2 separate regions of the Homo sapiens genome follow, and region 2 is linked to region 1. A link is a contact called in ENCODE Hi-C data. All regions are on one chromosome and are shown on one strand. Each heading gives the region's core, a stretch centred on a gene start or an enhancer-like site at or near the end of the contact. The rest is flanking DNA. Distances are from core to core; before and after follow the strand shown. Region 1 holds the start of MKRN2 (makorin ring finger protein 2). Region 2 overlaps TMEM43 (transmembrane protein 43).

Evidence for each region. Hi-C counts contacts between places; a loop is a spot of excess contacts on that map. Pooled maps may share reads with other maps.
Region 2: a loop to region 1 is called in a pooled map, with 6 times the contacts of the local background. The contact joins the enhancer-like site here to the promoter of MKRN2 in region 1. A Hi-C loop is called at or near these places in 2 of 50 pooled maps.

What each region holds. Positions count from the first base shown.
Region 1 is chr3:12,555,720-12,558,428 of GRCh38, forward strand. It overlaps MKRN2 (makorin ring finger protein 2), which reads left to right and starts at 1,368. Exons shown (of 8, transcript NM_014160.5): 1 at 1,368-1,457. The coding sequence starts at 1,432. It also overlaps a transcript of MKRN2OS not described here. RefSeq lists enhancers at 988-1,097, 1,148-1,207, 1,595-2,118, 2,028-2,087 and a silencer at 1,378-1,467.
Region 2 is chr3:14,143,177-14,145,885 of GRCh38, forward strand. It overlaps TMEM43 (transmembrane protein 43), which reads left to right. Exons shown (of 12, transcript NM_024334.3): 12 at 1-504. It overlaps XPC (XPC complex subunit, DNA damage recognition and repair factor), which reads right to left. Exons shown (of 16, transcript NM_004628.5): 16 at 1,971-2,709. Among named protein-coding and RNA genes, the nearest start is that of XPC-AS1, 5.0 kb to the right of the region's middle. RefSeq lists enhancers at 571-1,258, 1,604-1,713 and a silencer at 653-947. Within about 2 kb of position 1,460, at least 34 of the 41 ENCODE cell types and tissues checked have a DNase peak (open chromatin) inside an H3K27ac peak, as active enhancers do.

The sequences.
Region 1 (2,709 bases), core at 118-2,617:
AAGCCCTTCTGGGGTGTCGATAATATCCAGCCCCCACCCACCCCCTGCAGCCTCGACTGCAGTGAACTATGCTCAAAGGATCCTTCCGGCTCAACCTCTCCTTACTCCAGCATTTTGAAGTTTAGTCGAGCATGGTGTCGCGCACCTGTATTCCCAGCTGCTGGGGAGGTTAAGGCAGAGGACTGCTTGAACTATGATGGCGCCACTGCACTCCAGCCTGGGCGACAGAGCAAGACCCTGCCTCAAAACAAAACAAAAAATTCTTTATTTTGATCTGGGTGGTAGTTTCATGAGTGTATGCATGTGCAAAAATTCATAGAATGTGTTTGGTGCACTTATATTGTGCATGTTATGTATCTCGAGTTTTTAAGCAATGAGAAACCATTGTAAGATTAAAAGGTGAATGACATGATCCGATTTATGTTTTAAAAATAGATTTTTACCAGGAACGGAAGCCAGAAGACCAGTTAAAAGGCTATCGCATGGCTGGCCAGGCGTGCACGCCTGTAATTCCAGCTACGTGGAAGGCTGAGAGGCAGGAGAATCGCTTGAACCCGGGAGGCGGAGGTTGCAGTGAGCCGAGATCGCCCCACTGCACTCCAGCCTGGGCAACAAGAGAGAAACTCCGTCTCAAAAAAATAAAAAATAAAATAATAATAATTAAAAAAAAAGGTATCGCATGGTGCTAGGTAGAAGGGACGGTGGAAAGGGGGCAGAAGAGGACGCATTGGACAGAGGTGTGGGAGCAGAATCTGCAGGGTATAGAGAGCTAGAGGGAAGTGTCAAAAATAACTTTTGGGGTTTCCACCATAGGAAATGGAAGACGAGCAGCACAAGACTGGCAGGAAAGAAAATGAAGACTAAAACTTGTGGAAGTAGAGATTTGGGGAAAGAGCAGTTGGGAGAGAGCTAAGGAATTTCCTTAAGTGGGAGGCGAGGTCCGGCGGGAACAGTTGAGGCAGGGCCTGAGAAGGGTGCCCAGTGAGTGCGAGTATGAATGGATAGGGGCATCCGGGATTAAGAGGAGAGGCTGGAGTTTCCCCAGGAGTGGTGAAGTGCCTCGAAGGAGGCGGGAGATCCCTAAGGAATACTCTTGGCGATCGGGGCAGAATCGCAGGCACTAACAGTAGGCATCGGGATAAGACTGGCAGGACTAAGATGCCAGCCAGGCTCCGCCCCGGAGGCTTGGAAGTGCGGGACACCGAGAGCAGGGATGCCGGGACAGCCGGCCCGATCCCCGGTGCGGAACCAATTGTGACGACGGCTAGGTTACCCGCCGGCGCTACAAAGGTGCCACACCGGAGGGGCGGCGTGCGCCGGCGTGCGCCGGCGTGACGCGGCTACGCGGGATGGGCCGGGCCAGGGCCAAGGCCGAGGCGGCAGCGGCTGCGAGAGGCGGCGGCACGACGACGGTCCCTCAGCCCAGCCACCATGAGCACCAAGCAGATCACTTGCAGGTCAGTGCGCTGGAGCCAGGAGCTTCGGGCCGCTCCCCCAGGCCGCAGGGGGGCCGGTGCGCGCCAGTGCTGTGGTCCGGGAACCTGAGGCTAGAGCGGGACTCGGAAAGTTACTCGGCTGTTCGCGGCGGGGCTTTGCGAGGCAGAGCGAGCGCTGCCGCCACAGCCGGGGATCCGGGGGATGCGTGGCCGAGACGCTGGGCGAGGCCAGCGCGGGGGGCTACGCCCCGAGTTTGAAGCGTGGCCCCTGTGGGCTGGGAGGAAGGACGTCCTAGCCAGGGCCGTGCAGGATGCCGGGGCGCTGTCGGGAAGGCTCTGGGGCTTACGCTTTAACTGGAAAAGATTTGAAGTTGAGTAAAGGGACGCCGAGAGGACGGTTACAAATGGGGATACCACATAGGAGTAATTTGTTAATCGATTATGAGGGCCTCAAAGTTTGGAGAATCCAGATGCAATCTAAACTTGCAGAGAGTTAACAAGTAAAAGTTGTTGTGTGGAAAATAACGACAGGTAGCATATTGTGAATATCGGCGAAGCGCCCTGCATATTTCCAAGTCCTTTATATTCATTATCATCAGACTTCACAGTAAGACAACTTAGTAGTTATTATTACCATTTTACAGTGCAGGAAACTGAGACCGAAAGACGTTGACACTCATTTATCTTACTGAGAGAGCCATTTACGAGGAGAAATGCGACGGTAATGGATGGTTTATTGTAGAAAATAGCCAGATAGCTACACTACGACTGCTCCTATGAAATAGAATAGTGTGGTTGTGTAACACCCTCATTGCTTGGTCAGCTTGTGGCTTACTGGTAATGGAGTCTAGTCCTATTGAATTGTATGTTTGGAAAACGCAAATTGAATTGTATGCTTGGAAAATGCAAATTTCATTTAATAATTTTTATGGGAAACATTGCTTAAAAACAGTTATAGAGTTTGTGTAATAAACAGTTTATTTTCTATGTTGTTACTTCTCTTCATTGGTATGAATAGTTGAGACGTGACTGTGTAGTAAGTTTTCTGTTAGCATTAGTGTACATTTACTGTTCAATTTATCCAAGGCCCAGGTGGCTTATGTTAAGCTGTTGTCAGAAATTTGCACCTAGTGTCTATAAAAAGACTTTTACTAGGTTATTTGTACTAGAAGGTGTTTTGTGAAGACGGGTTTGTGTGTGTTTACGTATTTTTATTTGTATAAAGTTTCTCCTGCTGGAGGAAGTATTCCTAGGTCATTGTGCACTGTAAAGC
Region 2 (2,709 bases), core at 210-2,709, 1.6 Mb after region 1:
ATGATTCTTTGTGTACCTTTTCTGTCATATTCAGAAACCGTTTTGTGCCTGCTGGGAGTAATTCCTTTAGCAATTAAGTATTTGGTAGCTGAATAAGGGGTCAGAACTTCTGAAACCAGAGATCTGTAATCATCTCTATTGGCCTGGGGTGCCTGTGCTATAAATGAGTTTCTTCACATGAAAAACACAGCCAGCCCAAGATGACTTATCTGGGTTTAGGATTCAATAGTATTCACTAACTGCTTATTACATGAGCAATTTCATCAAATCTCCAAACTCTTAAAGGATGCTTTCGGAAAACACGCTGTATACCTAGATGATGACTAAATGCAAAATCCTTGGGCTTTGGTTTTTTTCTAGTAAGGATTTTAAATAACTGCCGACTTCAAAAGTGTTCTTAAAACGAAAGATAATGTTAAGAAAAATTTGAAAGCTTTGGAAAACCAAATTTGTAATATCATTGTATTTTTTATTAAAAGTTTTGTAATAAATTTCTAAATTATCTTCTGGTGTGGGACTTTAACAAACATCCTATTTTTAGTTTCAGATTTTTTTTTTTTGGCATTCTTTCCAAAATGTCTGTAAAGAATTCAGCCATAGGATTTATTGAGAACTGAATTTTGTGGAAATCTGAGCTTTCAGTGCTTAAAATAAGTTAATTTTTTTTTAAGGGCAACTCAGTATCTAGCACTCAGAAGTCCACACTGAAGCCCACTTTGTTTTGGCTTGATTTAAAGTGAATGACTCAGGCTTCATGCATCTTCAGAATGTGCTAGAAAAAGTGGAAGGGGCAGCAGTGTGCTCCACTGCCAGAGGCATCCTGAGTTGACACGGGAGACCTGAGTTCTGAGCCAAAGATTGCTACATACTGGCTGTGATGTTGGGTAAATCAACGATTTGAGTCTGTTCCCTCATCAGTACAATGGGAATAACACTTGTCCACCTCACAAAGTTGTTGTGAGGGCCAAATGAGACAAAGCCCATAGAATGCCTGACACATGAGGCATTAATTTTTCATTCATTTTGCTTCCTGTTCTGAAAGGCGGCTGCTAACTGCCCACTCTGATGCTAGCAGTTTGCTTTATTTTTTACAAGCACGTGAGTGAGAACTTTCCCAAACCTACTCTTCTGTTTCTCAGAACCTACTGTTTCATTTAAATAATGCCTCCTTGTAGCTGACATATGCCTGAAGAAGTTATTTCTGCAGAGACATGGCAATGCCATCATCTCAAAACCCCAGAAAGACAAGCGTGGTGGTGCATACCCATGGTCCCAGCTACTCAGGAGGCTGAGAGGATTGCTTGAGGCTGCAGTCAGCTGGGATCACACCACTAGCTGGGATCACACCACTGCACCCCAGCCTGGGCAAGAGTGGAACCCTCCCTGTCTCAAAAAATAATTTAAAAAAAAAAATAACAGAAAACAAGTTGCCTCTATAGGAGGGCCGAGCTCTGGTGAGGAAGTGTGAGACCAGTTTCCATAGCAACCCCAGTCTGTTTCTCAACAAGAGGTTCCAGCCAGCCTCTTGCCACATATGAGTCATAACTCAAGTGTTTTGTTTGTTTCCCTTGGATAAAAGTGACTCCGATTTTTAATGGCTCCTCTCAAAGATTAACATCTCTTCACTAAATACAGAAGAATTCCATATGTAATGAATTTCCAGCCTCCATGAAAACAAAATGGACTCTTTCATGCTGTCTCAACATATGAATACATTGCTCTGTCACCTGGGTGTTATTACCGACTTAAATCTGAAAGAAGCTGGGCACGGCAGTGGTGTGTGGGTGCCTGCAGTCCTGAGGAGCTGGGACTGTTTCCCGAACAATGCCTTTCCACCACACACGGTGGTTGTGAGGGCCAGCTGAGGCAAAGCCCTCAGGAAGACCACTCAAGCCCAGGAGTCCAGCCTGCGCAAGACAGTAAGACCCCTTAAAAAAAAAAAAATCTGAAAGAAAATATAGAGCCAAATCTTTAGATAAATGCTTTATTATTTTCTCAAAATGTTATAAAAGTCATTTCTCCTTAGTACAGAGAGCTTTATACATTTTATCTAGTAATGAATACAATCTAGTTTAACACTCATCTATTTTACTAACATTTCCTTAATTTTCAATTCGTATTTTTCCTTTTCTTTCCTGATTTTAGCTTTTTTTAGGCTTCTGTCACCACAAAATGTTACTTGGAAAACTAGATCCCAGCAGATGACCTGTACTTCTCTGCTCTCTCCCCTACTGCAAAGAGGCAGTGAGGGCAGCATTAGTAAGCCTGACTCAGGGGAAGGTAAGTGGCCTGCAGAGAAATGGTCCTAGGTCCGCAACCGAGGCGAGTGAACTTGTCGGACAGATGAAGACTCTAACTGGAAGAAACGATCAGCGCATTCACGGATGCACCACCATCCAGAAATCTCCCGGTGGCTTCCATACAAAAACTGATGTTTCTAAAGATGGAAAGAACAGGTCTAGGAGGCAGAAGAGTATCTCCTAGCAAAGTGTTCTGTAGCTCAAAGGGTGAGTGGGCTTTGGTAGCAAAAAGCTTTGAAGGCTTCACCCTGGGTGAATCTGACAAGGGCTGGAGCCAGACGGGACCTGCAGCACCTCCTCAGCTTGGCCTCGTCTCCCCTGACCCCGCCTCCGTGCATGCTGCCTCAGTTTGCCTTCTCAGCAGAGAAGCCCCCACCACCAGGGGCTGGGCATGCCCAGGGCAGGTGTG